Regions from separate parts of the Homo sapiens genome. Here region 1 is linked to region 2. A link is a loop called in an ENCODE intact Hi-C map of the cell type or tissue named here. Cell type or tissue: A673. All regions are shown on one strand.

Region 1 (5,000 bases), 230 kb before region 2:
ATGCTAGAATACAATTACCATGAATGTTTTCTTTCTTTTTTAATGATACTTTAAGTTCTGGGATTCATGTGCAGAACGTGCAGGTTTGTTACATAGGTATACACGTGCCATGGTGGTTTGCTGCACCCATCAATCCACCATCTACATTAGGTATTTCTCCTAATGCTATACTTCCCCAAGCCCCCCAACCCCTGACATGCCCCCATGTGTGATGTTCCCCTCCCTGTGTCCAGGTGTTCTCATTGTTTAACTCCCACTTATGAGTGAGAAGATGTGGTGTTCGGTTTTCTGTTCCTGTGTTAGCTTGCTGAGAATGATGGTTTCCAGCTTCATCCATGTCCCTGCAAAGGACAGGAACTCATCCTTTTTATGGCTACATAGTATTCCATGGTGTATATGTGCAACATTTTCTTTATCCAGTCTATCATTGATGGGCATTTGGGTTGGTTCCAAGTCTTCGTTATTGTGAATAGTGTTACAGTAAACATACGTGTGCATGTGCCTTTATAGTAGAATGATTTATAATCCTTTGGGTATATACCCAGTAATGGAATTGCTGGGTCAAATGGTATTTCTGTTTCTAGATCCTTGAGGAATCACCACACTGTCTTCCACAATGGTGGAACTAATTTACACTCCCACCAAGAGTGAATAACCGTCCTGTTTATTTGAAACCTGTCAGACCTTAAGTCCCACAGAAAAAGCGAAGAACTCAAATAAAAATATATGACCTGAAATATGGTGACAAAGCAAATGAGCTTTGAAATCAGAGGACTGGTTTTAAATCCAGGTTTTGACATTCTTTGAACAACTCTGGGTGATTTTCTTGACCCAAACTCTAATGTTTTCATCTATAAAATAAAGATAATCATAGAATGTACTGTCTAAGGCTATTGGTAAGATTAAATGAGATAATATCTGGAAAGCACTTAGCAGAGTATTCCATAAGTGGCTGCTTTTATTACTGTAACTTCTTGCTCATTTGGGGATAGACCCATTGCACAGATCCTTCCTCTTCAGATTGTTTCTTGTGCCCATTTGATGAGGTCCTGTTATATATGAAGGATTAAGCATCATTGCCTTGGTAGGAAGTCTTGATTGATCAACCATAGCTCTATTAGAAATATATGAGCTTATGATTTACACTAGAGATCCCCAGACACAGCCAATACAGCAGAACTTTGAAAAGCAAAAGCTTTGTGTTTCATACATTTAGATCTTTATCACTCTTATTTTAATCTGTGGCATGTGGAGTACATTATTTTTTCTAGGCTTTCATTAAGCAGATTACTAATAAGAAACAAAATCTTATCATCTTAGAACATGTTTTGCAGCCACTGCTTATGCCAAAACATCCATGGATTAGTTAAGAATGCCAACTAGCTGTCCTTAGGTTTTAAAGGGTTTTTCTATCATAGTACTATATTATTTCTTTAGATGACATCGATTTTTATTCTCTGTTCTGTGAAGTCTGATACATAATGCATACTAGCCTCAAAGAAAGCACCCAAAAAGACCACCCCAACAAAATATCTAGTTTCTTGTGTGGAAAGCACACAGGGAGTAACATGAAAGCATGTATGCACGCACATGCACGCATGCGCGCGCGCGCGCGCGCGCGCACACACACACACACACACACACACACAATTGCGTTCTTCATGACATAATCACTTAAGTTCATATCCGTAACAGCAAGTAATAGGGTTATAGCAAAGGTTCAATGAATGCTTATTAAAAGAATTAATAGAAGAACTAATGAATTAGAAGAACTAATAGAAGAACTTCTTCTAATAGAAGAACTAATAGAATTAATGAGGTAGAAACATAAGAGTATTATAAACTTGTATACATGTGAATGAGTATACAGCATATGCTACATATTTTCTACTAAGATCTTTTTAATTATGAGAGCTACATATTATTTTGAGATTGTTCAATAAAGCTCCCCGCCTTCTTTTACATAAATACCATTGCTGTTTTAAGCAGATAGGGGCTAATAAATGGTTTTACCAGATATTTCTTCCTGCAGGGGTGGCAGATGTACACAGGGAATCAGTTACTTAATTCCCCTAATCACCCATTTCTTTCCTCCCTCTTCATTCTGTGCTTGGAAACTTCAACATTCCCCAGTGTGCTAATAGCTGACCCGGGAAACTGGCAGAAACCAAAACCTTCTCTTGAAACCAGCAGGCTCCATATGGTTGCTTCAAGGATGGAGGGTGACCCTGCCAAGTCTCCTGCAAAGGGATTTCACAGAGCAGAGAGGCAAACGTGTGTCTTTAAACGTTAGTCATTGAGCCAGAGAGAAGAAATCATTTTCCTGATGAAAGGCAGTTAAAGTACTTTGCAGCTTCTGATCTGCAACCTATAGGAAGTTTTGTACAATGGCGGCTCAATGCCAAGCATTAAAAATAAATGTAATCATCAGATGATTAGCTCTAAAAATCTTCCCTCAAAAAATGATAGAGTTGTCAGTTACAGTTGAACATACATATGCATATTTGAAAACACGGAGACCAAGAATAACTTTGCGTGTCTGAAACCAGCACTATTCTACGTGTGTGAGGGTAACAGAGGCTATGACATAGCATATGAAGTCAATGGTGGAGTTGTTATTATTTATACATGAGTAAAGATTACAAATGCAAGCCCCAGCTCAGATCTCTCACCCCCTGGATCTGTGAAACCTGTCACTCAGTCTCCCGCGGTGTGTCTTCCTGTCTCGGAGCCATTGGACCACCTGCTGCCAAGACTCTCATCTACTGCATCGCCCGAAGGCCTCGATGATAACAGCATTGATTCCAATGTACATCTAATTACTTCTCATAATCTATTCATTTCACAATAGTGTAGTGAAACATCTGTCACATCATAAACTCTTTAGTAGCCTTATCAAACCACCAAAACACACTCTGCTGCCAGTTGGCAGTTTCCTCGGTTTCCTGTTTATTAATATGATGCAAACATTCCTAGTCTTTTTTGCAGCTTTAGATGAATTTCCCCAATGACCAGTGAAGCAGAACTGGGCAAACTGCAGTTGAAATGTCTGTATGTTACTTATTGAGGGACAAATCCGGATGTCACATGAAAATCAGTTAAAACAGCATTGTTTCCTTGGAGGAATTGTCTCTAAATAAAGTTCTTTCATTCATAACGGTGAAAGACAGGGCCCCTTCCTTGGCTTCGATGTGTCTGATTAATTTACTAAAATAAGCCACTGGGACATTATTGCCTTTGAATAGGATATTACACAGGAAAGCTTTTTACCTTCCTATCTTTAACTTTACCTTTGGGAAAATTATGCTCTTTCCTCTTTCTCCTCTTTCTGATTTTCTCTCCTCACCCTTTCTCTTCCTCCCCATTCTCTTTTCTCTCTACCCTTTTGTAGAAAAGCTAATAAAGAGACCATCATGTCATAGTTGATTAGCAAATACTGCTATTATTCAGTGATAAAGTCGACACAATATTCTAGGTACAATACAGATAAATACAGCATCTTCCAAAAAAGAGATCCATCACCAGGTCCTGAATGTTGGTAAACTTACTTCTACTCATTCTTTAAGATGCAGTTGAACAATATCTTCTTGGAGCAGCCCTCCCAGGGAGAATTATTCAATCCTTTCTTTATCAGCTCATAACAACTTGACATCTCTATTCATGCACTTAACATAATAATTGAGGATCATTGTTATACATATCTGCCTTACTCACAATGATAAATCCCTCAAGGATAAGGACTATGACTTTTTCATGTTTGTATCCTTGGCAACCTGCTGGGTGCCTGGCACCCAGACAATGTCAAATAGATATAGATATTTTCTAGTTCACTTAAGAGGATTGAAAAACTGCAATTTCAAGAGCTCCTTTACATTTATTATGAAAGTCAATATAATTCCCTATATTCTGCTCTAATAATAATAATGGTCATTCCTTAAATGTACCAGGCACTATTCTAAGTACTTCATATATATCAGCTCATTTAATGCTCAAAACAACCCTGCAAGGATGATTCTATTATGGTCCACATTTTAGAGCTAAGGAGTTGAGTGGCAGGGAGACTGAGTGCCTGCCTTCCTCAAGGTTACACAGCTGGTAGGTGGTGGAGCTCAGCAACCTGGCATGAGTCCCTGCTCTTAATTCTTACCCTATATGGTCTCTTCAGTAGCTAAATTATGCTCCTGTTAACTGCAGATGGCCCTCATATCATCTGATCAGTTAGTCTTTCTTGACCCATTCTTGAAGGTCTATAGGGAAAGACTGCTGTCCATGTGGGTGTCCCAAGCTGTCCATGAGGGTTTATAGGATGTATATGTGGCCCATGTCATTCACACAGTATTATGCAAATAATTTCAGCACAGCCTTTTGATATTACAATAGGAGGGGCCATTTCCCATATCTGTGGAGGGAATTCAAGCTTTCTTTTACATTTCCAGTGCAGATTTCAGGAAATCATTTCTGATAAAATTATCAACTCTTATTAACATACTTCTTTAAAGAATCCTTCAGGAAGCCATAGATGTTAGAAGGTTCTATGGCTATATTCCTGATGTCCATCAGAACATAAATTTATTTCTTGTAAAGTGTCAAATAGCTACCAAAAAACACCTTATGGCCCTTATTATCCTGGATTGTACTTAGTGCTAATGACCTACAGATGAAAAACTTTGTCGTATTACAGATCCCCTCAGATAACAATTCCCTGAGTACTCAAGAGTCAAGGCTAAAGGGAAATCAGCTGTTTGGCTCTTTCTACTGTTTGTTCAAATAGTATATAGCTTATAGCTACATGTATCAAAATAAAATATCATGTACTTAACAGGCCAGGTCTCCATTTCTGTATATCCCAGTGAAGTACATAGCTCTGTGAACTATAAATTAGTCTTTTCCAAAACTTGTAAAACCTGGAAGGACAAGGTTTGGGCATGGCAGCAGAGCTGAATGAAAGCTTGCCATCATGGTGTACTGGAAGGGTACAGATACATGGTGAATGCCACTGT
Region 2 (5,000 bases):
TCCAGGTCCTGGGTTAGAACAACAACAAACAAACGAAACTCCACAACAGACACGCCTGCCCATGACCCCACGCAAGGACATAGGAAGTTCTGTCGCCTTCCTGCTCCGCGGATAGCCGCCTGCCGTCTGCTGCCACCAGAACGCACGGACGCTCGGGGTGGAGGTAGTCAATGGGCAGCAGGGGACCCCCAGCCCCCACAAGCGCGGCTCCGAGGACCTGGAAGCGGGTGCCTGTCGCTCTCCGCAGGCTCCGCTCTGCCTCCAGGAGCAAGATCCCCAAAAGGGTCTGGAAGCTGTGGAGAAAACCGCAAGGACGCGAGTCCAAACCCGAGAGTGCGGAGCTGGGTCCTGTCACCCGGCTCCAACGCTCGCCGGCGCCGCCGCCAGCCGCCCCTCCTTCCCGCCGCCCGCACAAATCAAAGCCCCTTGCGAGGGACTGGGAAATAGTTGCCTTGTCATGTAACACATTGCCCTGATTTATTATAAAATTTTAACGAAATCATGCATATTTTAACAGCCTTTAATCACTGCATGAAAATTTAATTCATGAACTGTAGCGCGTTTAAATAAATGAAGTGTTAATTCATTAGGATTAATTAATTTGTTAAAGGATTGTGTGCAAGGTTAAGGTGGAAAGAAAACTCTTTGTTGGTTTCGCGTCTTAATCGCCAGGTTTCACGAGTAATAATAAAATGAAAGGAAACCGCAGGGCGGGCCGTTCGGGTGGAGCTTGGGCGGGACCAGCCCGGAGCGCCCCCGAGAAAGTGGGAAAATCGGGCTGGAAGGGCTAGGGCGCGTCTGTCTTCCCGAGACTGGGGAGTGGGGGTCCGGTGGGGGCTAGAGGGGAAGGGAAGAGCGGGCACCGGCGGCGGGAATCCGAGAAGGCCGAGTTCGCTGTAATCCCAGGGACAGAAGAGGGCTCAGAGCCGAGGCTGGCGGGCCGGACCCCATCTCCCCAACCCGAACACAAAGATGACCCGGTGGGTTAGGCGAGGTCGCCCCTTCCTGCCCTCAAAAGGTCAAGTCTCGTCTTAATGGACAGATGATGGGCCAGCTCGCCACCGCCTAAACGTTCCAGCGCCCAGGGAGCCACTGTCTCGCCATCAGGCCGCCGGCTCAGGAGGTTGGGGCAAGCCCAAGAGCCTCTGGGGACTCCGAGAGGAGGCGGAGCAAAGCCAAACGTGTAAACCCAGGCTGGAGCAATCCGGGAAAACTTTTTTCAAATAGGAGCCCTGATGTTAAGGAATGGTTTCTTCAGCACCTCTTCTGAGACACAGGCTAAATAGGCGTATCCTTCAGCACAGCCCGACACACAGGAGAGGTGTCCTCTTCTGCGCAGAACTCTTATTCACCCTTCAAGACCCAGTACGAGTAACAGGTCTGTGAAGACGCCAGACTTTCTCACTGCTCCACGCTATCCCCAACAGGGGCATTTTTCTACTCACAAATAATGTAAGTATCAAAATGCATTAGAATTGCATCCTCCCACCTCCCAGTAAGTCTCAGTAAAGGGCCAAGCCATATCTCTTGGGAAAAGGATCTTTATATCCCCAAATTACAAACGTCACATAAGGCCCACACTTCTACACACCAATAAGCTAACATTTATTAGAGAAGGTCTGCTCCTTATTAAGACACAACACTTAGAATCTAGGATAATGACAAGAAAAAGACATAGCAGGCCTAAGAATCTGCCTTGTTTCTGAAGTGGAGCTGCAACTCAAGGCATTCTAGACTGTCTCAGTCATATAAAACTGAAGATCGCCCTAACTTGCACTCCAGGTGGGTTCTGTAAAGAAATCTGCATCTTCACAGATGCTTCCTAGCTGACTGGGGTTCCGAGAATTAGGCAATAAATGTTCACTGTGCACTCAGATCATTGCTTAAAAGGTTTTCTCTGCCAAGTATTATTAAAAGGATCAGGTTACATCGTGATAGGCCAAAGCTGTGTTGTAGGACTCCCACAAATGGGAATGAAAGAACTTCTTATGAGGCTCTGGGAAACCCTTCTAATCTAATAAAGTACATCCCATAAACAGTTAATCTCAGTTTGATTCTCTCTACAAATACCATCCAAAGGCACAAAAGGGGGAGAAATCTAGTGTATGTATTTCACTTTGAATCATTGAAAACCATTCAAGTAGAAACAAGAAGTTCCTGAAACATCATAGACTCAAGACCAAGTTGTCTTTTTCAGTAGTCTTTTCAAACCAATGTAGATGGCCAAGAGATGATTGGGAAACAAAGCCGACTTGAAATTAAAGGACTGTAAACTACTGTACCATGTTCTTTTTTTGTGTGTCAGCTAACTCCATAAAACAGGAAAAAGACTTGGCATTTTTGGATGGAATGATTTTAAAAATAAAAGATGAATACTAAGTCATGACCAAAAAACAAACAAAACTGCTAGCATCCTGTCACATTCCCATAGCCAAAGCATTTTAAGCAGTCAAAAGATATTTTTCTAAAAACATGAACTGTCTGCTTCCTTATCATGAGTACATCTTTTTCTATCATAGCCTTAGTGAAATTAACCAAGACAGGAAGGTTAACTTAATCTAAATGTCAGAGTCAGTGTGAATCTATTAAGTGGCACACACACAACTCCCACCGTTGAGCTTCTGTTTAGTAGTCAGACTCAGGAACTAAATGCTACTGTAAAAGAAACATGCTAAGCCCAAGAGGTCAAGGCTGAAATGAGCTGTGTTCGCACCACTACACTCCAGCTTAAGAGCGAGACCCTGTCTCAAATGTAAAAATAAAAAATAAACATGTTAATACTTCCAAAATACTTTAAAAATAATTCTTGGAAAGTTTCAAAGCCCTTTGTCCTTTAGTCTATAAATATGAATTCTTTATTACACAAGGGAGAAGAGCAGAAGCTCTAGAGCCACAGACCCAGCTCCAAGATATGGTTCATATCTATTCCAGCTGTGTTATTACTCTTTCTCGATTTGTTTTTCTGTAAACTGGGGACGACAGTACTTGGTTCACAAAGTTTTAAGAAGGGATTAGATGAAATAAGGAATTAGATGAAATAGAGGTTAACTTAGCAAGATACTTAGTTTTAGTATAAGATAGGGTTGTTTTTTGTTTGTTTTTGCCTGGAGTGTGTGTACATAATAGATACATTTAAAAATCTATGAAACCACCATATTTACCATGACATCACATTATGGTAAAGTGGTAAAGAGTACAAATGAGAATGTGTGATTAAAATAAAATCCTACACAGATTAGACCCTTTAAATAAATGGCACACATTTAATACATGGAATACTGTTTTAGGGAGAATGGAGGGATGTTTCTGAATATAAGCAGTGGGAAAATACCTTAGTCCAACATAGATGCTTTCACCTAGGTTAGTCATTAGTAAATCAGGTTACACACTCCAGATATCCATGTCACAGTGTCAGTGTGTATTTGGACTAAAAAGACACATCCTTGATTACAGATAGAAGTACAATGAGGCTTACCCCTTGTCTTCATCCATCTGTACTGCCATGATGAAATGTTTTGGACTAATTTTTAAACAATACAATTTTATTTCTCATTGTTCTGGGAGGTCCAAGATCAAGGCACCAGCAGATTCTGGTGAGGTCTCAGTATCTGCTTCAAAGATGCTACCTTCTAGCTGTGTCCTCCTCACATGGCGGAAGAAGCAAGGAAACTACCCCAGGCATTTTTTTTTTTTTTTTTTTTTGCAACCTTGCTCTGTCACCCAGGCTGGAGTGCAGTGGTGCGATCTCGGCTCACTGCAACCTCCGCCTCCTGGGTTGGAGCCATTCTCCTGCCTCAGCCTCCCAAGTAGCTGAGATTACAGGCGTCCGCCACCACGCCCAGCTAATTTTTTGTATTTTTAGTAGAGATGGCATTTCACTGTGTTAGCCAGGACGGTCTCGATCTCCTGACCTCGTGATCCGCCTGCCACGGCATCCCAAAATGCTGGGATTTCAGGCGTTGAGTCACTGTGCCTGGCACCCAGGCCTTTTTTATAAGGGCACTAATCCCATTCAGAGAAAGCAAAGCCCTCATGACCTAATCACCTACCAAAGGCCCCACCTCTTAGTACTATTACCTTGGGTGTTACAACATGTGAATTTGGAGGAACACAGATTTAGATCATACCACCCCTAAATTTAACCTGTGGCAGAAAAATTTTAATTTCTATATTTGAGTTTCTAACGTGTAGTCATATTATCAAAGACATTTAAAGTGCCAATAGCTCTGAATGTATCCATTAGCTTTAACATATCAGAAAAATGATTGGAAAATATGTAACATAAAACAAAATTCTGCTTTAAATTAGCTCTTTCTGGCTTTTTTTTTTTTTTTTTTTTTTTTTTGAGACAGAGTTTTGCTCCTGTTGCCCAGACTGGAGCGCAGTGGCATTATCTCGGCTCACCGCAACCTCCGCCTCCTGGGTTCAAGCGATTCTCCTGTCTCAGCCTCCCAAGTAACTAGGATTACAGTCATGTGCCACCATGCCTGGCTAATTTTGTATTTTTAGTAGATGGGGGTTTCTCCGTGTTGGTCAGGCTGGTCTCGAACTTCCGACCTCAGGTGATCGGCCCGCCTCCGCCTCCCAAAGTGCTTGGATTATAGGCATGAGCCACAGCGCCGGCCTCTGGCTATTACTTCTATAAGTGGAGGACATGATTCTTCAAATTACAAATGTGAATTGTCACTTTTATGGTTTCATTGAATCCTCAGTCTATTATAACAAGGGTCGGCAAACTTTTTTGTAAAAGACCAGATAGTAAATATTTTAGATGTTGTAGGTAATATGTAAACAAATGAGTGTAACTGTGTTCAAGTAACTTTATTTAGAAACAATGAAATGTGACTTTAATATAATTTTCCTGTGTTATGCAATAATCTATGGATTTTTAAAAACCTTCTACAACTGTAAATTCCATTTTTTGCTCACAGGCCTTTCAAGGGAGATTTTTAAAAAAGATTAAAATGCATAAAACTGAATTTTATGATTGGCCAGGTGTG

The links. Hi-C counts contacts between places; a loop is a spot of excess contacts. Peaks named below come from ENCODE experiments on the same cell type or tissue, not always from the same donor. Only the 100,000 strongest peaks of a DNase experiment are listed, where the experiment ranks them.
Region 1: it touches region 2 in a loop (3-fold over the local background); 1 of 110 quality-filtered maps calls a loop at or near these places.

What each region holds. Positions count from the first base shown.
Region 1 is chr13:78,380,442-78,385,441 of GRCh38, forward strand. All of the region lies in intron 3 of OBI1-AS1 (OBI1 antisense RNA 1), which reads left to right. Among named protein-coding and RNA genes, the nearest start is that of POU4F1, 220 kb to the right of the region's middle. In A673, no CTCF peak of the experiment used is centred here; DNase peaks (open chromatin) are centred at 2,290, 2,830 and 3,640; H3K4me3 peaks cover 1,327 bases; H3K27ac peaks cover 1,642 bases.
Region 2 is chr13:78,608,632-78,613,631 of GRCh38, forward strand. The region is part of intron 5 of OBI1-AS1 (OBI1 antisense RNA 1); the gene reads left to right. Among named protein-coding and RNA genes, the nearest start is that of POU4F1, 7.6 kb to the left of the region's middle. In A673, no CTCF peak of the experiment used is centred here; DNase peaks (open chromatin) are centred at 1,150 and 1,930; H3K4me3 peaks cover 1,816 bases; H3K27ac peaks cover 1,976 bases; H3K27me3 peaks cover 960 bases.